Regions from separate parts of the Mus musculus genome. Here all the other regions are linked to region 1. Evidence: chromatin contacts called from ENCODE POLR2A ChIA-PET data. All regions are on one chromosome and are shown on one strand. The core of a region is the stretch at or near the end of the contact, and the rest is flanking DNA. Distances in the headings are between cores, read along the strand shown.

What was found. ChIA-PET counts read pairs that join two places held with the same protein, here RNA polymerase II (POLR2A).
Region 2: POLR2A ChIA-PET joins it to region 1 with 20 read pairs in embryonic stem cell. The contact joins the promoter of Sec24c here to the promoter of Vcl in region 1. POLR2A ChIA-PET finds 5 or more read pairs at or near these places in 3 of 5 experiments (Patski and embryonic stem cell).
Region 3: POLR2A ChIA-PET joins it to region 1 with 17 read pairs in embryonic stem cell. The contact joins the promoter of Zswim8 here to the promoter of Vcl in region 1. POLR2A ChIA-PET finds 5 or more read pairs at or near these places in 3 of 5 experiments (Patski and embryonic stem cell).
Region 4: POLR2A ChIA-PET joins it to region 1 with 15 read pairs in Patski. The contact joins the promoter of Ndst2 here to the promoter of Vcl in region 1. POLR2A ChIA-PET finds 5 or more read pairs at or near these places in 3 of 5 experiments (Patski and embryonic stem cell).

Annotation. Positions count from the first base shown.
Region 1 is chr14:20,926,095-20,931,510 of GRCm38, forward strand. Vcl (vinculin) reads left to right here and starts at 3,304. Exons shown (of 21, transcript NM_009502.5): 1 at 3,304-3,594. The coding sequence starts at 3,427.
Region 2 is chr14:20,671,187-20,676,602 of GRCm38, forward strand. It overlaps Sec24c (Sec24 related gene family, member C (S. cerevisiae)), which reads left to right and starts at 3,135. Exons shown (of 23, transcript NM_172596.2): 1 at 3,135-3,202; 2 at 4,772-4,971. The coding sequence starts at 4,800.
Region 3 is chr14:20,704,766-20,710,181 of GRCm38, forward strand. It overlaps Zswim8 (zinc finger SWIM-type containing 8), which reads left to right and starts at 2,787. Exons shown (of 26, transcript NM_027996.3): 1 at 2,787-3,291. The coding sequence starts at 3,084.
Region 4 is chr14:20,731,749-20,737,164 of GRCm38, forward strand. Ndst2 (N-deacetylase/N-sulfotransferase (heparan glucosaminyl) 2) reads right to left here and starts at 2,814. Exons shown (of 15, transcript NM_010811.2): 1 at 2,467-2,814; 2 at 1,802-1,896. It overlaps Camk2g (calcium/calmodulin-dependent protein kinase II gamma), which reads right to left. Exons shown (of 21, transcript NM_001360186.1): 21 at 3,125-5,104.

The sequences.
Region 1 (5,416 bases), core at 2,054-4,553:
TCCTCAGAGCCATAAATACCCCGTTCTCCCCCCAACAAAAGAATCAGTTCTCTGAAGCTGTGTTTATTGAACTCAACTTATCACTGAACAAGATCCTGCACAGCACCCATCTGTGCCTGGTTAAGCTTCCCTCCTTCCAGCCCAGTGGACAATGGGCCTGGCTACCTAGAGGGAGAAGCTGACAGGGCTTGGGGGCTGAAAGAACACTAACTGGGAATGGCACAGACCTTTGAAACCTTAAAGCCAGTTACACACCTTTTCCAACAAGGCCGTATCTCCTAATCCTTCCCAAACAGTTCCATCAACTGGGGACTCATTATTCAAATATAAACCACTACATTTAAACCACTACACCATGTTGTAGAACTGGACAATGTTTTTTTTTTACATTAGTGTTTTTTAGCTTATTTTATTGTTTTATGTATATGAGTGTTTTGCCTGCATGTATACCACTTGCATGCAATGTACTACTTGCATTCAGTGCCTACAAAAACCAGAAGTGGCCATTGGAGTCTCTGGAACTGGAGTTATGCATGACAATGAGCTGCTAGGTGGGGGCTGGGTCCTTGGGAAGAGCAGTTAGTGCCTTTAATCACTTAGTCATTTGTCTAGCCCCTTTATATTAATTTTGATGAATTTCCATAACGAGGTGTGTTTCTTGGGAGCTATTGACTTTTTTGTTCGTTTGTTTGTTTGATTTTTTTTTTTTTTTTTTTTTTTTTTTGAGACAGGGTTTCTCTGTGTAGCTTTGGCTGTCATGGAACTTGATCTGTAGACTAGGCTGGCCTTGAACTCACAGAGATCTACCTGCTTCTGTCTCTGAAGTGCTGAGATCAAAGATGTGCACCATCACCACCAGGCTCACTATTGACTTATTAAAGAGTCAGTAATGGTCAGACTATTATTGCCTATGCAACCCAGCCTGCCCATTTGGTATGCAAACAGTGCAGTTGCACAGGTTCCTGCATTCAGAAGCACTTCATGCTGGTGCTTGTTGCCTTCAAATATTGTCTCCTAGTCTGTTATGTAGAAAAATAATTCATTTGAGCCTTCGGTCATGAGTCTTGGATAGGTTTTCAGCTGCTGGTTCTCCTGTTCTTTTGGCCCTGCTGAGTCTCCATTTCCCTGCTTTGGCCCAGTCATCATTGCCATCTTTCCTACCTTGGTCTAACCTCAGGGTATATTTCCTCCAGTGTCTAGGGATGAAGCACGGTGATAGCCATTCCAAAACGGTAGCAATGCCACAGCATGTTTAAGGATGGAGTCAATGAGGGTAAATTATTTTTGAAGATCACTCGTTTGCTATGGGCTTAAGGAAGGAGGCCTATGGGAAATACCTGCCTTGGATTCTTTCTTCCTAGCAACTAAGAGAAGAATTACAAGTTAGTGGAGTGGAGGGGTTCCCAAGTTCTGGGAAGGTTTGTAGTTAACCCCAAAATCCCTCTGTCCAGGAGATAGGTCATTAAGTAATAAGCAAAACACAATGATGAACTGAGAGACTCCAGAGAAAGAAGTCTGACGTTGAATGGCCCAGGAAGCTCTTATCAAAGGCAGACAGAAATGAGCTCCCTCCTGTACAGCTTTGTTTCAGTTGGAGGCAGAGCCTCTGCATTCATGGTTATTTATTAAGGTGGTTTTGTTTGTTTTGTTTTTGAGTCAGTGTCTCAAGCAGCCCAGGCTGTCATCAAACTTGCTAGGTAGCCGAGGAGGACCTTGAACTTCTTCTAATCCTCTTGCCTCCAACTCCTGGGTGACAGACAAAATTATAGGTGTGTATGAACACCATGTCCTTGTTTTGTGATGCTAGAGGCTGACCTAAAGCTTTGTGTATGGTAGGCAAGTACTAAAGCTTTGTGCATGGTAGGCGAGTGCTCTTTACCAACTGAGCTCATCCCCACCTCAAGAGAAAGTTCAAGACTTGGTAACCACAGAGCAGAAACGGGGGTATGTACTGCTAGACACACAGAACTTTAGAGCTGGGTAAGACAACATGTGGCTTGGCCTTCTGCAAAATGTGACATCCTGAGAAACATTTTTCTTTGACTTGAGGATCTTTCATTTGAAGGCATTAATGAATGTGTTTCCTCTCAGAATGAGGAAGCTTGGGCAAGAGAACTTGAGGTTAGGAAAACATGCAGATGTCTTAAATGTGGTGAGGGGATTGGGCAATTTGGCCCTACTTACAGACTTGTTAAAAAGTATCCACTTTTGAATTTTCATTTCACTTTTTTTTTTTTTTTGAGATGGGGGTCTTGTCATGTTGCTCAGACTGGCTTGGAACTCCTTCCTCAAATGATCCTCCTAACCCTGCCTCTGGAGTGCTGTTGTAACTACAAATAGATGCTCATCACAACCACAAAAGGACTACCCCTCCAGGATGGCCTCAAACTTTCTTTGTAGTGGAGTATGACCTTGAACCCCTGATCCACTTCCCTAGTGCTGCTGGTATACGGGCCCACTCTATCAAGGCTGATTTTGCGTAGTGCTGGGAATCAAACCTAGGGCTTCTTACATTCTAGGCAAACATTTTAGCAACGGAACCAGACCTAAGTAGATTTGCAAAAATGGGATACCAGTCGCTAAAACAGAAGGTGGCAGACAGACTTCTACTCACCAAAAGCGAAAGATTAGCAGGTAAATTTCATTAAGTCTCTAGTTCTACGGAAACGTTCCTATTTATTTAGAAAACACGTATTTGCAAGTGAACGTGTACACGGAGGTCTAGAAAGTGCCACACCAAACTTAACTGTGACTATCCGAGGGCAGATAGTACAAATCAATGGGTACTCATGTTTCTCGGTGTGTTTTTGTTGTCTGGATCTTTTTACTTCCTCGTGAATTACTGGGAGGTGACGGAACAGTGTTCTGACTGCGTCCGGTGACGGTAAAGGGGAGCACCCTGCGGGGAGACCGGGGGAAGCCGAGGTCCCCTCTCTCTGGCGCTGCCTGAGGTGAGGATATCCCGCCCTACTGAGGTGATCCTGCGGAGGGGCGGAGCTCCGCCACTCTGAGGCGGGAGGCGGCTCCTGGGGGCGGGGCCAGTCCAGTGCAGTCGCTCGCTCCGCTCCCACTATGCCCTTATAAGGAGCGCCCCGCGAGAGGGTTCGGGAATCCGGTCGCAATCCCTGCGGCGCAGCCCCAATCCCAGGCCCCTCCCTTGGGAATGGGGGCGGGGCGGGACCTTAGCGGCTCTGCCTTGGGGGCGGAGCTTATCGAAGTAAGACCAATAGGAGCCACAGTCCGGCTCTGAGTTGCGTTACCATTGGGCGCGGCGACGTGAGAGGGCGGGGCGCCTGTGGGGCTAGTTACGCCGAGGGAAGCCCGGACTCTAGTCGCCGCTCCGAGTCAGTCACTCGCCGCCGGCTCCCGGCCCTACGGATCCCAGTTTTCTGTTGCCCGCGGTACGCCGCCCCGCTAGCCGCCGCGATGCCGGTGTTTCACACGCGTACGATCGAGAGCATCCTGGAGCCGGTGGCGCAGCAGATCTCGCACCTGGTGATTATGCACGAGGAGGGCGAGGTGGACGGCAAAGCCATTCCTGACCTCACCGCGCCCGTAGCCGCCGTGCAGGCGGCCGTCAGCAACCTCGTCCGGGTGAGCGCGCCGGGCCTGGGACGGGAGCGCGGGCGGGAGAAGTCCCCAGGGTCCCGGTCCGCCTCGCTGCTTGCATTCGCAGGCGCTTGGAGCGTCGGGTGGACTCCAGGGCAGGTGCCGTGGTTTCGAATGCCGATTTCTCTGGGCTGTGACCTTGAGCAAGCCACTGAGCCTGTCGGGGACCTCAGTTTCCTCATCTATAAAATGGGACACTTGTGTGAGAAATCCTGCCTTGGGGCTGTGCTGTGAAGAGTCAGCGAGCTTTTAGTTGTGAAGTGCCTAGGGTGTGTGTGCCCGTAGTAGGCGCCCAAGAAATGGTCGTTAGGTTGTCTCACGGTCCCTCCCCTGGGCAGGCTCGCGTCACTTGCGTTGAGTACCTTGCTCTTAGCTCCTTTTTAGGCCTCTCCTCTCCAACCTGTGGGTGGTTTCTCTTATGGTCTCCCTGCCCTAACTTCCAAGGATTCTTATTTGCACCGGGCTGCTCGCCTTTCTAATACTTCTGTCCCCTGAGACCCACCTGCCCAACCCTCCCCTGGGATCCTGGTGTCTGTCGCTTCTACCCAACTGCTTGGCTTCTTCCTCTCTCTGTCGCCGCCTCCTTTCCTTCGGGGCATTTTGCTCACACCTCCGGGGACTCTTAGCACCTTTAGACAGTAATTCATAACCAGGAGCCCTGCTTGCCCTCTGCCTGACCCCATGGCCGTCATTTTATTCCTTCCATGAAGCTGTCTATCCATCTTTACTGCTGTCAAATGGCTTTCTTTCACTGGGGCCTTTCCAGATTTGGGGGGCCTCCTCCTCTGCCCCTCCTTCTGGCAGGAAGCAAGATGGAGCTGCTGTGAGAGGCCTGTGGAATCTGGGATCTGCAGCCCCTGCCTGAGGGGAAGGCTAGGGCGTTCTTTGCCAGTCCACACTTTTCTGCCTGCCCCTAGCTATTTATCGATCTTTGTAGCCCACTTCTGAAATGGGAAAAGAGATAGAGAGACTAGTCTCGTAACTGTACCCTGGCTAATGTCACACTTGCTCCAGGCTGGGTGTGACTCAGACTGCTGTTCCCTGTGAAGAACAACTCAGGAAAAAGTTCATACTGCTTTCCGAACCAAGCTGTGTAAATGGTGTGTCAGGGTAGTTGATAGGTAACTGTCTGTCGGGTGGGGCTTGTGTTATTTATCGGATTATAGGACTTTAACGCATGAAATGACTTCCTGGGTCTTCAGGGGCCTGGGACTGTCTCAGGCATTTTAGGAGACCTGTGGCAGCAAGTAGGAGGGGGAGGGGGAGGGGAGAGGAGGGAGGGAGAGAAGGGAGGGCGGAACTAGGGACTGAAATTTCTGTTCTTCTGTACTGATTAAGTAAGAAACTATTGAGTAGGAGCAGTGTACTCATTCAGACTGTCTATCTTGTTCTTGTTCTCTTTGTAGCTAATTTTAATCTTAGACCCCAGAGTACATTCTTATGTAGTGTTGTCTGACATGGCTGCATTCCAGGCCTCTGGTTTTTCAACAAATGGGAAACAATGTAAAGAGACAAGGTAATGGTGTCCCTCCATGTAGCACTTGAGGATAGGAAATCTTAAACCCACATGTTGCACTTGGAACACAGCTGGTGTAGTCAAGGGCTTGGTTGATATCTGGTTAGGCTATTTAGAGAGAAGTCATTTATGAGCTCCCAGGCCATGAATTAGTAAGCACTGAATGTGTGCTGTATAAAGAGCATTGGAATGAATTAGTGGCCCTCAGGGTGTGCATGAGAATCACCAATGGGGCTTTGTAGATAGGACTGTTTCCAGTTCCCATCCCAGACTTACTGAAGGATCTCCAGG
Region 2 (5,416 bases), core at 1,885-4,384, 260 kb before region 1:
AGTTAGAAAAACAGTATCTGAGTTCTTGTTACCTTGTTATTAGTGTGATTTCACAAAGTTGCTTGACTTTACCAGTAACAAAAAGCATCTGGCTCTCCCTTCTCTGCTTAGTCACATGTTTGTGTGCGGGTTGCGTGTGCATGTGACTGCAAGTGACTGGAGTCGCAAGAGAGCATTCTATCTCCCGGAGCTGGAGTCACAGGCAGTTACAAACCTCTCAGTGTAAGTCCTGGGGAACAAATGGCTCTTTTGCAAGAGCCACCTTTGCCTGTCCCTTAGTTTTACTTTTTTTTTTTTTTTTTTTTTTGGTTTTTTGAGACAGGGTTTCTCTGTATGGCCCTGGCTGTCCTGGAACTCACTCTAGAGACCAGGCTGGCCTCAAACTCAGAAATCCACCTGCCTCTGCCTCCTGAGTGCTGGGATCAAAGGCGTGTGCCACCACGCCCAGCTCCTAGCCAGTGCTCTTAACTGCAGACCTATCTCTCCAGCCCCACACCCACAACACTTTGACAGCTATGGGTTCACCTAAAATCACACACACACACACACACACACACACCTAAAATAACACACACACACACACACACACACACACACACACACACACACAACCCCTCATTACTGGTCTACACCTACTAGGTAGTAACTGAACAATCACCAGGCAAGCACCCTATACTGGCCTCCATCTACACCTACAGTTTTTTCTCTTTATTTATTTACCTTTTTGAGACAAGCTCTCACTACACAGCCCAAGCTAAACTTGAACTTTGTTTTTAAAGATAGGGTCTGGGGCTGGAGAGATGGCTCAGAGATTAAGAGCACTGACTGCTCTTCCAAAGATCCTGAGTTCAATTCCCAGCAACCACATGGTAACTCACAATCATCAGTAATGGGATCTGATGCCCTCTTCTGGTGTGTCTGAAGATGGCTACAGTGTACTCATACATAAAATAAATAAATCTAAAAAAAAAAAAAAAAGACAGGGTCTTATATAGCCTAATCTGGCCTTGAACTTGTGATAAACAAGGTGTGCCTGAGGTTCTGATCTTCCTGTCTCTGCCTCCATTCTAAGTGCAAAGTTGAGTTATAGGAAAATTTAAAATGCAATTTATAGCCTCCATCTTTAAGCTGTGAATCTTAGCTCTTATTAGGAGTGCATAACTTTAAGCAAGACAGATTATATCTGCCTCCTTATGGTGTGATGAAATATGAATGGGATAAATCATGTGAAATGCTAAGGTGAGGGAGGGCTCAAGCTCGGGCAGCTCAAGTGCTCAACAAATGTTATCTGCATTTGGCAAATTCTTAAACTGACAACTGTTAGTCAGCAAGAGAATCAACCAGGAGGGAGTCATTTGTCAAGCTTGGTGTAATGGAGTACTGTTTGCTGAGCCCCGTCCCCAAAACTGAACTACATGTAGGTGAATTAGAGCACATTTCTAGTCAGCTTTGGTAGCATATGCTTTTAATCGCAGCTCGCTGGGGGCAGAAGCAGAAGGATCTCTGTGAATTGGAGACCGGCTGGATCCACACAATGAATTCAGGAGGGTTATACAGTGAGACCTCCTATGAGAGAGAGAGAGAGAGAGAGAGAGAGAGAGAGAGAGTCATAAGAGTGGATAAAAGTGGTGGTGGTAATGTACCCTTTAATCCCAGCACTTGCGAGGCAGAGGCAGGTGAATTTCTGAGTTCAAGATCAACCTGGTCTACAGAGTGAGTTCCAGGACAGCCAGGGCTACACAGAGAAAACCTGTCTCTGAAAAAAAAAAAAAAATCCCAAATAAATAGGAAAGATATTAATTTACATTTCTAACAAGTCTCAGCTGATACTGATACTAGGATCCACGGACAGTATTTTAAAAGTGGATAGAAACAGGGCTGGTGACAAAGAACACTGGCTGCTTTTCCAGGTGACTTGGGTTTGATTTCCAGCATCCATGTATCTTACAAGATTTGTTAACTCCAGTTCCAGGGGATCCAGTGCCCTCTTCTGGCCTCTGCAGGTACTGTAGTCACAAAGTGCACAGATACACATTCAGGCAAAACACCCATACATAAGACATTTTAAAACAAGCTAGACAGAAACAACTGACTGGTTAGTAACTGACATGCAAACTTAAATGCCCATTTTTCTCTAAGCATGCATTACTGTGTAACTACCATTACGTAGGAAAAAACCCCACAAAACAGTTTGCCTACTCTATTCATGAACCTAAGTTGGCCCAAAGAAGTGCTTAAAGCATAACAGCACAGAAAGAATTCCAATGCATGCAACGGAGAGGTTGGAAGCATAAAAAGTGGGAGTTCACGGTGATCATGGGTTATATATCCAGTTTCAGGATAGTCTGCCTATAAATTGAGATCCAGTCTCAAAAAACTGATTAGAGGATAAAAGAGCAATAATCATTTATTAGTTAACATTGTTCTCTGAAGAGTCTTATGATTACTGAAAGAATTGTAGCTCTTTTAACAGAGAGCAGGGAGGTCTTTATATTCTGGTAGAGTTACCTCTATTAAAAAAAGGGCAAGGCATAAAATGGTAACTAATCTTTATTGAATAAACATTATACTGAACAATCTTAGGAAACGTCTCTAAATTCATCCCAATTCACTGTTCGACACGAATTCTTTTCATTAAAGAAGTAAACCGGGGCAGAAGTTGTCCAAACATTGAACTAATCGGCCCAAAGTCGAGGGTTAGAACCCACCCTACCACTACCACGTGTGGCTCAAAGGTCAGGGTGAGCTCTACCGTAGGGACGCAAATCAACGGGGTGAAAGGTTAACAGGAAGTGGATACAAGACTAGCTGTCCTTAAAGTCAACACACGACGAAGGGAGCGTTACTAAAAATAATCTGACCTAGTTTTCTCAATACCCTCTCAGCTGGTAAAGCCATAAAAAAAGTCTGGAAAATGTGGAAAAATCTGGAAAGGAAAGAAAAAAAAAAAAAAAAAAAAAAGCATGAAACTCAGCAATACTTTACAGACTGCGTCCATGACGGGATACACCACATACGCATGCGCAACATCCGGGTTTCCGGAAGCGTGCCTAAGGCCGACGTGGCAGAAGGAGTGGCCTAGCCCTAGAGCATGGGGCGGAACTTCCGGGGACGGCACGCCAGCCCCCCCCCCCTCGGAACCGGAAGTTGAGCCTGGGAGCCTTGACGTTAGGAACGAAGTCGAACCTGGATCTGGAGCCGGGTGAGGAGTGGCATCGCGAGGTTGCGTGGTGGGGAGGAATGCTGAGGAGAGGCCAGGGTATTTTTGGCCTGATCGCTGTCCGGTTTTAGAGGAAAGGGAGGAGCCTGGAGGCGGGGCCTAGAAAGAGACCCTCACCTCTCGCATCTGTGGCCGGCGATCGGTCTTAGGTCCCCGGACCCCTCCCTTCACCTCCTGGCCCAGGTTCCGGCTCGCTTCGCCCTCCCAGCATGTTGAAGGGCATTAGAGGATTGGTCTTTACTGCTTAGTGAACCGGCCCTCTTCGTGGCCCTAGAGGCTGGCTTGGCTTCCGGATCTCGATCTCTGGAGCGCTCAAGCCTCCGCATCTCGGGTACTTTCAGAGTTCTAGGAAGCTTGCCCCGCCCCTTTCGGTTGTCACCCTCGGCTATCCCCCTAGAATGGAGTCAAGATTGGAGTTTGACTCTGAGCTTATTCGGTCCCTCAGCCTCCTTCAGGAAATTAAAGGGAGAGGGACGTTTCCCAGGCTTGATGTTGGTGGCATGTGCAACGTTTAGCGTTTGGAAGGACTGTTCTAAAATGGCTTTGACTTTACAGAGTTTTCAGTCCGGCAGCGGTTTAGCTTCTGGGCTCTCCTAGCAAAGAGAAACCTATTGTTCTACTGCAGCACCTGAAAGGAGGTCTCACTCTTCCTGGGCCTCTTCTGCCTGTATAATAACTAGAAGGATGTTTAGATCTCCAGTCCCCTTGTTGGAATGACCCCTGAAAAGGACCTCCAACTCATCCTTCTGTTCCTGGGCAAGATTGCAATAGTTTGATAGCGACCTATCAAACAAACCTTAGAACAGAAACAATTACAGGCATGCTCTTGGATGTAGAATACCCATAGTCCTCTGCTTGAGACATGAGATGAATGACCTTTGCCATGGAATATTGCTACTTTTTTTTTATCTTAAATGTTTCATTTGTGAGGTTAATACATTCTGTTCATGGAAAGACTGGGGTCAGAGTAACATTTGGATTATTGTAGGTCAGACAAAGAATACTGTTTCTCCCAAATAGCTACTTTACAGTTTTTCTTTGTGTGTGTGTGTGTGTGTGTGTGTGTGTGTGTGTGTGTGTGTTTGAACAAAACCTAGTACATTTGAAGTTATTCTGTTTTGGGGGATGAATGGATGACTTGGTGGTAGATACAATGAATGGAAAGTGGAAACATTGCTTTATTTACCTGTAACATCATGGTAGTTATCAGGCAGAGGACTCTGTGTGACTGCCTGGACACTGAAAGTCATACCACTGGAGAATGGCTGCTGCTGTTCTGTTCCATTAAGTCTGTCTGAAGTTGAAATTTATACCTTCTTGGCAGTGACACAACATGGGGTTCACAGTAACAAAACCCTTGCTTTGAAGAAAGTGACTGCATACTGGCGGGGCAGGAAGTTTCTGAGATCCTGTAGTAGTGTGGGAATAGTTCAACTGATCACAGCCTGATAAGGTCAATCCCTTTTCATCTCTTCCTTCCTTCCCTGAATAGTTGCTCCCTCCGTAGAAAGTTTGTTTTGACTGATTTCGTTCTTTTCCTTCATTCAATAGGTGAGATCAAATCGGGGATGCTCTCATAATGAATGTCAACCAGTCAGCTCCACCTGTTCCACCATATGGGCAGAACCAGCCCATCTACCCAGGGTATCATCAGTCGAGTTATGGTGGGCAACCAGGACCTGCAGCCCCTGCTACTCCCTATGGAGCCTACAATGGCCCAGTGCCAGGTTATCAGCAGGCACCTCCTCAAGGTATGTTTTGAGCTAGGGAAGGGAATGAGCAGTCTTCAGGTTCGATTGTGTTGCTTTAACAAAGCTGCTTAGGTCCTGTGACTGAGGAACATGAGTCTGACTCTTTGAAAATGAAGGCCCTGGGAATAGTCTTGTCTCGCCTCGTTTTTACATGTGACTGTTCTACCTAAGCCACCTAGGAAGAATGCATCTTCCAGATTCAGCAACAGCTCACTTTGGTGGGTGTCACCCTGGACAGCATCATTACTGTTACTGTATTACTGAGAGCTGGATGGAAGGGTTGTGGTCATAGCTCTTGTGTTGCCTGTTGACTTTGTCTCCCTGAAGTCACTTGTTCCTCATATGTGTTGAAAATGCCTCTTATTTGACTTCTGGTTCTTACTATAATACTACTCTGGGACACATATGTGTGTAAATGAATCTGAGTGTAAAAGTGTTTTTGTAT
Region 3 (5,416 bases), core at 1,537-4,036, 220 kb before region 1:
GCTGGGATTAAAGGCATGCGCCACCACTGCCCAGTCCAAATATGCTTTTGATGAGCAAGTCTGAATGTCTTTTGTTGCCTTTCAAGTCCTTTACATCATTTAGTCCTTTGGCTTTTAGATACATAAGTAGCAATGAAGTCTGTGTATGCAGAGCCTTTTTGCCATCAGCTGTATTCAGTGAGGGCATACTTCACAAATAGTCTGTCCAAAGTGCTTACTGAAGCAAGTGCATATACTGATACCCAGAGATTCTGTAGATACATATTATTTTATTTGTACAGTTAATATACTTAGGGGCTGGAGAGCTGACTCCATTTAAGGGTACTTGCTACTTTTGTAGAGGACTGACATTGGGTTCCACAGTGACCATCCTAGCTGCCTCACAGCTTCTTGCAACTAGTACCAGGGAGCCTGATAGCAGTGCAATTAGAGACAGATATATACGATAAAAAAAAAATTGTTGGATATGGTGGGTTCTGTTTGTATAGGTGCCCAGGGAGTGGATATGTGGATATATGGATATGTGGCCTTGTTGGATTAGGTGTGTCACTGTCAGAGTGGGCTTAAGACTCTCATCCTAGCTGCCTGGAAGTCAGTCTTCCATTAGTAGCCTTCAGATGAAGATGTAGAATCCTCAGCTCCTCCTGCACCATGCCTGCCTGGATGCTGCCAGTTCCTGCCTTGATAATGGACTGGACCTGTGAACCAGTAAGCCTGCTCCAGTTAAATCTTGTCCTTGTAAGAGTTGCCTTGGTCACGGTGTCTGTTCACAGCAGAAAACCCTAACTAAGACACTGGTACATGCCTTTTCCCCCCAACGCTTAGAAGGCAGGCAGGCAGGCAGACAGGCAGATCTCTGAGCAATGCCATAAAGAGACCCTCAACAAAACAAAACAAAAATCATTTTTAAAAAAGAGTTGCTTTAAAAAAAAAAAGCAAACAGCCTGGTTGTTGTGGGCTCACACCTTTAATCCAGCACAGAGGCTGGCAAGTCTCCGGGTTATAGCCAGCCTGGTCTAAAAAGCGTTCAAGGACAGCAAGGACTACACAGTGAAAACATGTCACAGTGAAACGCCCCCCCCCCCAAAGAAAATTAAAAGTAAAAATTACCAATGATTTAAATACTCTGCCCAGTCTTGCTTAATGTAAAAGTAAGCAGTACTATTTATAAATTTGGTCATTAACTTTTACCTAAGAAATGTGAAGGTAATTTTTTTTCCTGTCCCCTCTGGCAACTATTTCCTTTTTCTATTAAATAATCAGGTAGAGTAGATTATCATGTCTCAATATTTCAGTGACTTTCCACTTAATTCTCCCAAGTGGTATGACTAAGATTTGGTGGGCAATTCACTGTAAATTACTGTTGTTGTTTTTTTTTTCTTACATTCTCCGGTTTGCTGATAGTATTTACTGTCCTCTGGTAGTAGGAATAATTGTGTGAGATTTTATATATGTTCTGCCCCTCCAGGCACAACCAAATTAGCCTTTTCTTAATAGCCGATAGAATTTTTTTTTTTTTTTCAAGACAGGGTTTCTCTGTTTAAAATTTAGCTCTGGCTATCCTGGAACTCACTCTGTAGACCAGGCTGGCCTCGAACTCAGAAATCTGCCTGCCTCTGCCTCCCAAGTGCTGGGATTAAAGGCATGCACCACCGCTGCCCAGCAGTAGCTTATAGTATTAATGTGGTATAGAAATGAGAGTTCTCCATGGTCTAGGTGTGATAATTACTGCAGTGAAGAGGGGTCTTTCCTCATCTCTCAATAGCTAGATTTCCCTATAGTCGTGTATTCCACTATAATTGCCTGGTTCTGCAAGCTGGGTCTTTTAGTTACATGAAGAAGTTCAGTGTTTTGGATACTTTAGACTAAGGAGGGTCAGTAGATTCCCATTAGCCTAATAAGTCTGTCAACTGGGATGAGGAGAAATATATCTAGCCATAGCTGAAATTTAGCATTTCAGTCAGGGTTAAACGATACAATCGACAGTAGCATTAGTGTCCATATAAAATAATCAAGGGTGGTGGCATAGAACCCAGGGCCTTGTAAATGCTAGGCAAACATTATCAATTAAATACCCTGCAGAGGCTGAAGAGGTGGCTCAGTCAACAAAGGCTGGGTTCACAACCAAAAATGTAAGAGTTAAATACCCTGCCAATCTTGGCTTTTAATGTATAAATAAACAGTACTACGTAACACGTTTGTTTTATATGTCTCAATAATTGTATTTAAACCCAATTAATGTGTAATTCATAAACAATCAGGCAAGGTGAAAGGCATCCACGGACTTCACTATACTGATAAAAGGTCTTCATCGCGTGCGCACACGCACACTCGCAGATTAAAAATCCCCAGATTCAAAAGCAGTACGGAGGAAAAGGACATCCATCCATTTCCTGAAATCAAATGCTTTCTTTCCTGGCGCTCCCCTTTAGAAAGCTAAAGTGGCTGGATTATAGGCTTTGGACTGCAACTCCCAGAAGGCAATGCGGCCTAGGCCTAGCCCCGAAGCGTGACAATAACCTATCCAATGGTCACTGCACGGTCCCCTGACAGCCAGCGATTCTCGATGTGAACGGTGTCCACTTCTTTGGGGACACTATGGGTACCAAGTAATTGCTGGAATCTGTGACCCGTTCCTATTCCTTTGGGAGCTGTGTGTGAGAGTGGGCTCGAGAAAACTGCAGGCAGTGCACACACATGTCCCCTACACCCGCCCGTACGCGGTCCAGTCCTCGAGCACGCGAGGGCGGAAGTAGTGATGGCCGGCGCGGCCGGAAGTTCGGATCAGCTGATGGGGGAGGCGGCGCCGCAGCCGCCTAGAGGCCCTGGCCGCCCAGCGCTTCGTCCCGGCCTCGAGTCTCGCAGGCTGGCCACAATCCCCGCTCGCACCTCGCTGTTGGGTGAGGCCCGGCCCGGTGTCCCTCCCAGGCCCGAGATCCTTGCCCGGCACGGCCGCCCTGAGCGCCCCGGCCACCCCCAGCCCCGGCTCGCCCCTCAGGCCCCGGGCCTCCCCTCAGTCCCCGGCCGGCGGCCCAGGCCCCGGATCCGCGGGGGGAGACCCGGCCCCGGGGGGTGCGGGCCCCATGGAGCTGATGTTCGCGGAGTGGGAGGACGGCGAGCGCTTCTCGTTTGAGGATTCCGACCGCTTTGAGGAGGATTCACTCTGTTCGTTCATTTCCGAGGCCGAGAGCCTTTGCCAGAACTGGCGAGGATGGCGCAAACAGTCAGCGGGGCCCAATTCCCCCACTGGAGGCGGTGGCGGAGGTGGCAGTGGCGGTACCAGAACGCGAGGTGAGGATGAGCGGGGAAGACTGCGAGGGGGAGGGGAGCAAGCTGGTCCCGCTTGGGCCTTGCTTGGGAGCTGTCCGGACCGGGAGCTGTCCCAAGCTTAGAGCAGACTTCAGGACTCGCTTCCCTGGCCTTCCAGGGACGGGGTGGCATCTTAACAGCAGAGCCGGGGCGTGGGGGGTAGAAAGATATAGAGGGGAGAAAGGAGAGGAAAGGAGAGAGAGAGAGAAGGAGAGAGAGAGAGAAGGAGAGAGAGACAGAGAGAGAGAAGGAAGAATGAATACACTCACTGGCGCGCGTTCACATAAGCTTGTGTTGTGGCAAAGAACATCCTGGCTTGGCCAGAAAGATCTTTTGTTATTCCGTTACGCCTTAGAGACCAAATACGGGAGAATACCCCTTCTCTGTTTTAAGAATGCTTAACGGAATTTGGCCTTTAGTATACCAGAAGTAGGCAGGAGAGAATGCGGTTAGGCGCAGATTGTTAAAAGGTGATCACGTGAGGTGTGTCACTCTATGGGATGGTGCATGGGTTGCTTTGCTTCCAGGATGTTAATCTCCCCTCATAAACTGCACCAAGAAAGTATTCCACCAAGAGGAACGTGGAAGTGAACTTGCCTGTGAGAAGAGATGCTATAATTCATAGGGTTAAACCAGACTCTTGGCATCTGTTAGAAGCAAAGTCTGGGACCAGTGGGTGGAGCCTTGGACTTCTATATCTGAGGTCTGAGGAGGGCTGTCCTCATGAAGCACCTTTCCTTTGTGTTCCCTTCATTCTTGGTCGTCATGTGAAGTCATGTGTTAGTGCTATGAGAATTTTGCTTTTGGAGCGGGTAGAAAGGAGAGTAAAGATGAAAGAAACCCAGAGGCTTAGAATCTTTTCCCTACTCAGCCCAAGGCAGGTTTTGCCCTGGGCCTTGGTGCAAGTTGGCTTTCTTCAGTAGTTGAAAGGGTTAATGTATGTGTTTTAGCTAGGCCATTCCAAAAGACCTGTTCTGCAAGCTGCAGAGATTTCTGGTGCCCCTTTAGGATCCAGAGGAATTCGCCTATGCCACTTTCTGGGAGGGTAGTATTCAGCTTCTGTTAGGAGAGAAAGCATCTGTGTGTGTGTGTGTGTGCGCGCGCACACACATGTGCAGGTCACAGCAGCGTCAATGGGAATCTTTTGTGATCTCCCTGCTTCTTTTATATGTGAGAATGTGGGTTCTCTCACTTTGGGGGAAGTAACTAAGAACATGGAGGGAAAGAGTTTCACCATGTTGGTGCGGTCCAGCATAGGTTAAGATCTTTGCCCTCTCTCTTCCCTCCCTGCCTGCTAGCCTCTTGAGAGGATCTGGCTGTACAGCTTGGAAGGGTCTTAACCCTCCCTTAACAACCTTCACATCTGGACTGAATATACCATTTCTTCCCCATGCCCTCCTCAGCCACCTTCAGTTGCTTGCTCTTAAAAAGGTTGCTGTTGTTTTTAAAAGGTTCTTTTCTGTTCTGTGATTTTTTTTTTAATCAGTCTTCTAATGTAACTGTTTGCTGTGAGGTCTGTAGTCTGTTATATCACTACTGCTTTTTGTTAAAATAGTGTAGAAAAACCTCGAGTGCTAACTCCTTCCCGTTCCAGGGGAGCTCAGGCACAATAGCCAGGTGCCCCAGGGTACTCAGCTCCCCCTGGCTCTGAGGATGAGAAGTCAGGCTGTGTGGGCCTTGTAGGCTCTTTTGCCTCTTGGGGCCCCTAATTTTTCTGAGTTCTGGCTCATCTTTCCTCCTTAGTGGGGGCCCTGCAGTCATTGAGAGAAAAGGTGATAAGTAAAAAGGCAGCCAGAGGTGAATGCCAAAGAGACAGTGCAGTGTAATAGGAATCCAAACGGAGAATGTGGGAAACTTGGTACTGAGGAGATGGAACACCCACTCGAGTCCTAGAACACACCTATCTGGCCAGAAGTTTCCTAGAATCTCCCTGGTATCTTCTGTTCTGGGCCAGGGCTGGCCACCTGACTGTGTGCGGCTGGAGAATGCCCATCTCCCCTCTCCCAAAAGGAGTTTTAAGGGTCATTATACCTAACAAGAAGGGGTCTGAGTGCTGGCTGCTCTTTTCTTGGCCCTTCATTCAATTCCCAGCACCCGTGTGTGATGG
Region 4 (5,416 bases), core at 1,564-4,063, 190 kb before region 1:
GCACCTCAGTGGCCCTTAGGCAGAAACAAGGTCCTTCAGAATCCAGAGAGATGATTTATGACTGTTTATATAGGGTTCACTCTGATCTTGGTAAAACTAATTAAGAGAGCTGGGACAGAGAAGAAAAGCTGATGGGGGCTGGAGACGGCCCAGTGGTTAAGAGCACTGGCTGCTCTTCCAGAGGACGGGTTCAATTCCCAGCACCCACATGGTAGATCATAGTTGTCTATAACTCTGGTTCCAGGGCATCTGACACAGACATACATGCAGGCAAAACATAATACACATGAAATACAAATAAATTAAAAGAAAAGCTGTGATGGGGCAAAACCCATGCGTATAGTGTATGACGCTCTAAATGCAGGGGAGGGGGGATGGGAAGACAGGGTAGAGAGTGGAAGTAGGAGGAAGAGGTGTAGATCACGGGAAGAACTGAATTCTTTCGTTTGTTTTTATAGAAAGGGGTTTCTTTGTGTAGCCCTGGCTACCATATAGACCAGGCTAGCCTCCGATTCTGCCTGCCTCCATCTCCTGAGTGCAGGATCAAAGGCATGCACCACCACTGCCTGGCAGGAACAGCTAAATTATAACAGGGATAACAGTAGTGAGAATTCAAGGAAAGCAAGCTATACTTCACATGTAACACTGGTTTAATAACAGTATATACTGAGCGCTTACTACTTTACTTGTTGGGTGTCCTTCTAGAGCTTTGCATATACAGACAGACCTGATTCTGACTTATTACAATCTGCAAATGAAGCTGGGAGGTGATGGCGCACGTCTTTAATATAAGCCCTTAGAAGGCAGAGGCAGGACGATCTCTGAGTTTGAGGCCAGTCTGGTCTATAGGGCGAGTTCTAGGACAGCCAGGGCTACATGGAGGAGCACTTTCTTAAAAAAAAACCAAACCAAACCAAACCACCACTACCAACCAACGACAAAACCAATGTGCAAATGGTAAACACTTAAAGGAGACTTCAAATGGTTGTGGGTTTTGGTTTTCAGTGCCAGTGATGGGATATGTGGTCTTGCACAGGCTAGGCACGTGCTCTCCCAGGAGTTCCAACCTCAGGTCCTAGAGTTTTAATCCTTTCCTAAGGGAGTGGATTTGCAGACACCGTAGTAGTAGTAGTAGTAGTTGTTGTTCTTCTCTTCTCTTCTCTTCTTTTCTTTATTTCTTTCTTTCTTCCCCTCCCCCTCCTCCTCTTCCTCTTCTTCTTTTGGTTTTTTGAGACAGGGTTTCTCTGTGTAGCCCTGGCTGTCCTGGAACTCACTCTGTAGACCAGGCTGCCTCGAACTCAGAAATCCACCTGCCTCTGCCTCCCGAGTGCTAGGATTAAAGGTGTGTGCCACCACGCCCGGCTCTCTCTCTCTCTTGTTTATTTTTACTTATGTACTTTATGGATATAGGTACTTTGTCTACATGTACATCTGCACACCAGAAGACAGCATCAGATTGTAGGCCACCATGTGGGTGCTGAGGACTGAACTCAGGGCCTTTGGAAGTTTGGAACCACTAAGCTACCTCTCCAGCCCCAACAATACTTTTCATTTGAGACACACTGCAAGTACTTGCTCAGCCACACAAACAGAAGGTGAAGCAACTGGCGTCACTGAGCAGAGGGCACAAACTGATAAGCTCTTGTGGTCAGTAGTTTAGGATATCTTAAAAGTTTATCAGTAAATGCAAGAAGCACCTGTATTTAATGTCAGCTCTAACAGTTATGAAAACACATATAACTAGTAGTAGTTCCATTTTACACACGCATAATTTCTGGCCCAGAGAAGTTTAGTAACTTACCCGAGATTACAAAGCTCCGTTTGTGGATGAACTGGGATTCAAAGGTCAGGCCTGTCAACCTCCTGTGTTGTAACCACTGTATTTTAGCTTCATACCTAGAGGAAGCCAGTGAGATTTAGAGAGGGGATCATGTGAGAACTTTTGGTGGGGGAGCAGTGGGATGACTAAGTTGGAGGAAGAACATGTGTGTGGCAGTGGAAAGTTTCTGAGGAAGGAGAAACCTAAGGGTCGTCTGCCAAAGTGGGCAGCAAATACAGGGTCAGGGTGGGCTGGAGGTGTGGGCCCACCACTGGAATAAACAACAGGGGCCACGCTGTGGGAGGAAGGACCTGACCTTGAGGATAGAAGGACCCTCCTGCGGGAACTACGGGAAATGGGGAGCCCACAGGTGGGGGAGCTGGAGGGAAAGGGGCAGGGGTGCGGCCGAGAGTTGGCATCCAGACAGGCACTGGGTTTAAGAACCCCGTGTGCCCTGGGCGGAGTGGCCAGAATAAGGCAACTGAGGGGAGGCCAGCGGCTGGGACTCGGGGCAGGGTGCACAGGGCCAGATGGGTGGTCGCCCAGGACGACCCTGCGGGTGGTTTCGGTGGCGACACTCGCAGGAAGTCTGATCGCGAAAACCGAGGGCGACCGTGGACGGGAGACTGCTCTCAAAGATGGCTCACCCGGTGGAGTGGGCGGCGTCCCCGCTGTCCCCGGGCCCTGCCGCGTCCCGGGGCTGCCCGGCTTCCCTGCTCGCGGGGCCTCGGGCCGCGTCGCGGCGGCTCCGCCATCTCCGAGCGAACGCTCCGCCGCAGTCGGGCTCAAGTACCGCTCCCACCAGGGGGAGGCGGCGCGCTGCGGCTCGTGGTGCCCGCTCAGGTCCGCGCGCTCCCCGAGCGTGGCCGCTGCGTGACCGGGACCTGGGATAAGCCGACGGCCCTCCGCAGTGCTCAGCCCAGCCGCAGCCTCCCAGCCCTCCGGCCTCGCGCTCAGCCCACCAGGGTGGACCCCGTCCTCCACGCCGGGTGGCACAGTCTGCGGAGCGTCGGGGCGGGCCCAGGGCCCAGGCCTGTCCACTCAGACCCGCGGAGGAGGGAGCCCGCGTACCAAGGGCGGGGCCACCTCCGCCTGGGGCGGGGCGAAGACTCGGCCCACCGCCTAAGAGGCTACTTCCTCCCTGCCACCCCCCAATACAGCAGCCCAGGCTGAGTTTATGAGAAGTTTTCTTCCTTGCTCCCCAAGGGAATGGGCAAAAAGATGTTCGTCTCCTAGTGAAGCCTTGTCACGCAGGCTGCTAAAATCTAAGCCCACGGCTACGAGCCTCCAACAGCAATAACACAATGGACTGTTTAAAGGTTATTTTATTAAATATCTTCAAGGTTTCATTGTAACAAAGCTATGAAGGGACTACCAACATTCAGAACAAACACTATTTTAAATTATTTCTATGTCATCATGCAAAAGTTCTGCATCAAATGCCTTCCATTTCCTGTTTAAAAGGTGGTTTGTTTTTTAAATAGTCTATTAATAGTCTATAGATGCTGACATTAGCCCCAGAAGTGGAGTAAGAACGCTAAGAAGTGGGGCTGGAGCAGCCACATGAAGCTATGGGTCTCAAAGAGCTCTAAGACCATTTGTTGTCTTCAAGCCAGCAAAACCAAACCCTGTGATGAAGGTATCTGTTGGCTGGCACTGCAGGCTGCAGGGCAGGAAGGGTCTAGGGTCCAGGGTCTGAGGCATGCACAAGTGCTTGAGGAGCCTGGCTAAATTCAAGCACCAGCACCCATGCGTTTGTTCTCTTCTCAGCTGGCTCCATACTCTGTAGTTCTCTTTTCCCAGCTCCTGTGCCTCCTGAAGGTCACCCAAGGAGCTGAAATCTACCCCCCCCCCCAATGCAGATAATGTGCAGTTGTTTGGTGGGAGGGAACCAAGACTATGACCAATTGCCTCTTCCATTATCTTCTCTGTTATCTGCCTAAGGTACAGACCTTTTCTTCCTGGAATGGACCTCCTTGAGCACAGAGAGGGACAATGAATGCAGGAGCCTTGGCTCTGGACCCCTTTGTGGGTACATGCAGGCGAGGGGGTGATGCCCATGCAGATTGTCCAGCAGAAAAGTCTATACTTCGGTTGGTCAATAAAGAGCCTCTTTAAAGAGGACACTTCTCACCCAAGCAGTCAGTTCGATCTCAAACCCAGGGAAAGAGTTGGGCGTGCAGCATGGGAAGAAGGGAGGCAGCCCAGAGGGCAGCCAGAATGCATAGAAACAACCACCAACTCTTACCCACTGCCTCACTCCTCCCATCCCACAGGGGCACTTGGCAGAGGGCCCAGGCCTAGATGAGGGTCAGCATGGGGACCACCACCATGAAAATACAAGACAAAGATGGTCCAGATCAGCACACAAACAACTGCCAAAAGTGGCAAAAGGAGCCCTGGCCAACGACTTCTGGATCTCTCCTTGTTATGTCAGGAAAACCAACAGGAAACAAAGTAGCAATCCCTCCCCCTTTCCACCAGCAGAAATCGGGCCTCAGTCTCAGGCCCACGTGCATTGTGCATCCTCTAGAAATGGATGAGTTAAGTGCATGTCAGACGAACTCGAGGTTTCTCATTGGCGGACACACTTCTGCAGCACCAATTCTCTTCCTGTCTACGCTAACTGGACCGGTACAGCAAAGTCCAGGCTTTCAGTCCTGAGGCCACGCCTCACAGCTGCCTCCACACACAGCAGGCTGGCAGTGCTGCATTCTCTCCAATGTAGGTCCAGCGGCCACGGTGTTTGCGTCTTTCTCATACTAGGTGTCAATGCATGGTCTGACGAAGTCCACTCCTAGAACTGGGGTGATCAGGCCACCTCTGGGGCTGCAACCACACCATGGCTTTGTCCATGACCAAAGCTCTGTCAAGAGTCCTTGCCTGGTCCCCCTGAATCCATGGGGGCCTGAGGCCAAGCTCACCTCTTCAATACTGGTGGGTGAGCCCACTGTTCATGCCTGGATGAGCATCACACAAACTCCTGTCTCCTTGCAAGCCAAGGGCTATCAGTTGTTTTAAAACGCATCATGGTATGAATTCCGTTTTTTTAAACAATCTTATTTTCTTTTTTTTTTTTTCTTAAATGTAAAAAACACCTCGGTACAGCAGAGACAGACACGAAGGGCGGGCGGGAGGGCTGCATGCAGGGGCGTGCATTGGCTGCTGCCGCTTTGTAATTGAATTGTTTTAAACCTCAAACGAACAGGACCGCCGCTGTCACTCAGGCCCTCCAGAGTCACTGGCTGCGAAGGTTCAACCTCCAGCTGGAGTCTCCTAATGCCCCTGTCAAACAGAAGAGGAGGTGGGACAGACAGAAGAGGACGGTGAGAACACAGGTAATTCACAGCACACACTTGGCTGTGTCCTTGAGAGGACTGGTACAGGAGAGGCTAACGTTTAAACACAGCACTCTCACATTTGAGGGCCTACTCAGTGCTTTAATATGGTATCTTAATCCTTACCATCCATCCTTTGATAAGTAAAGAAACTAAGGCTCAGCAGGGGAAGAACGCTTGCACCAAATCTGGAGTCTGTCTGATTACAGAGCATAGCTTATCAAAACTACATTGCCCAGTCTGTCCCACCCCTCTGGGA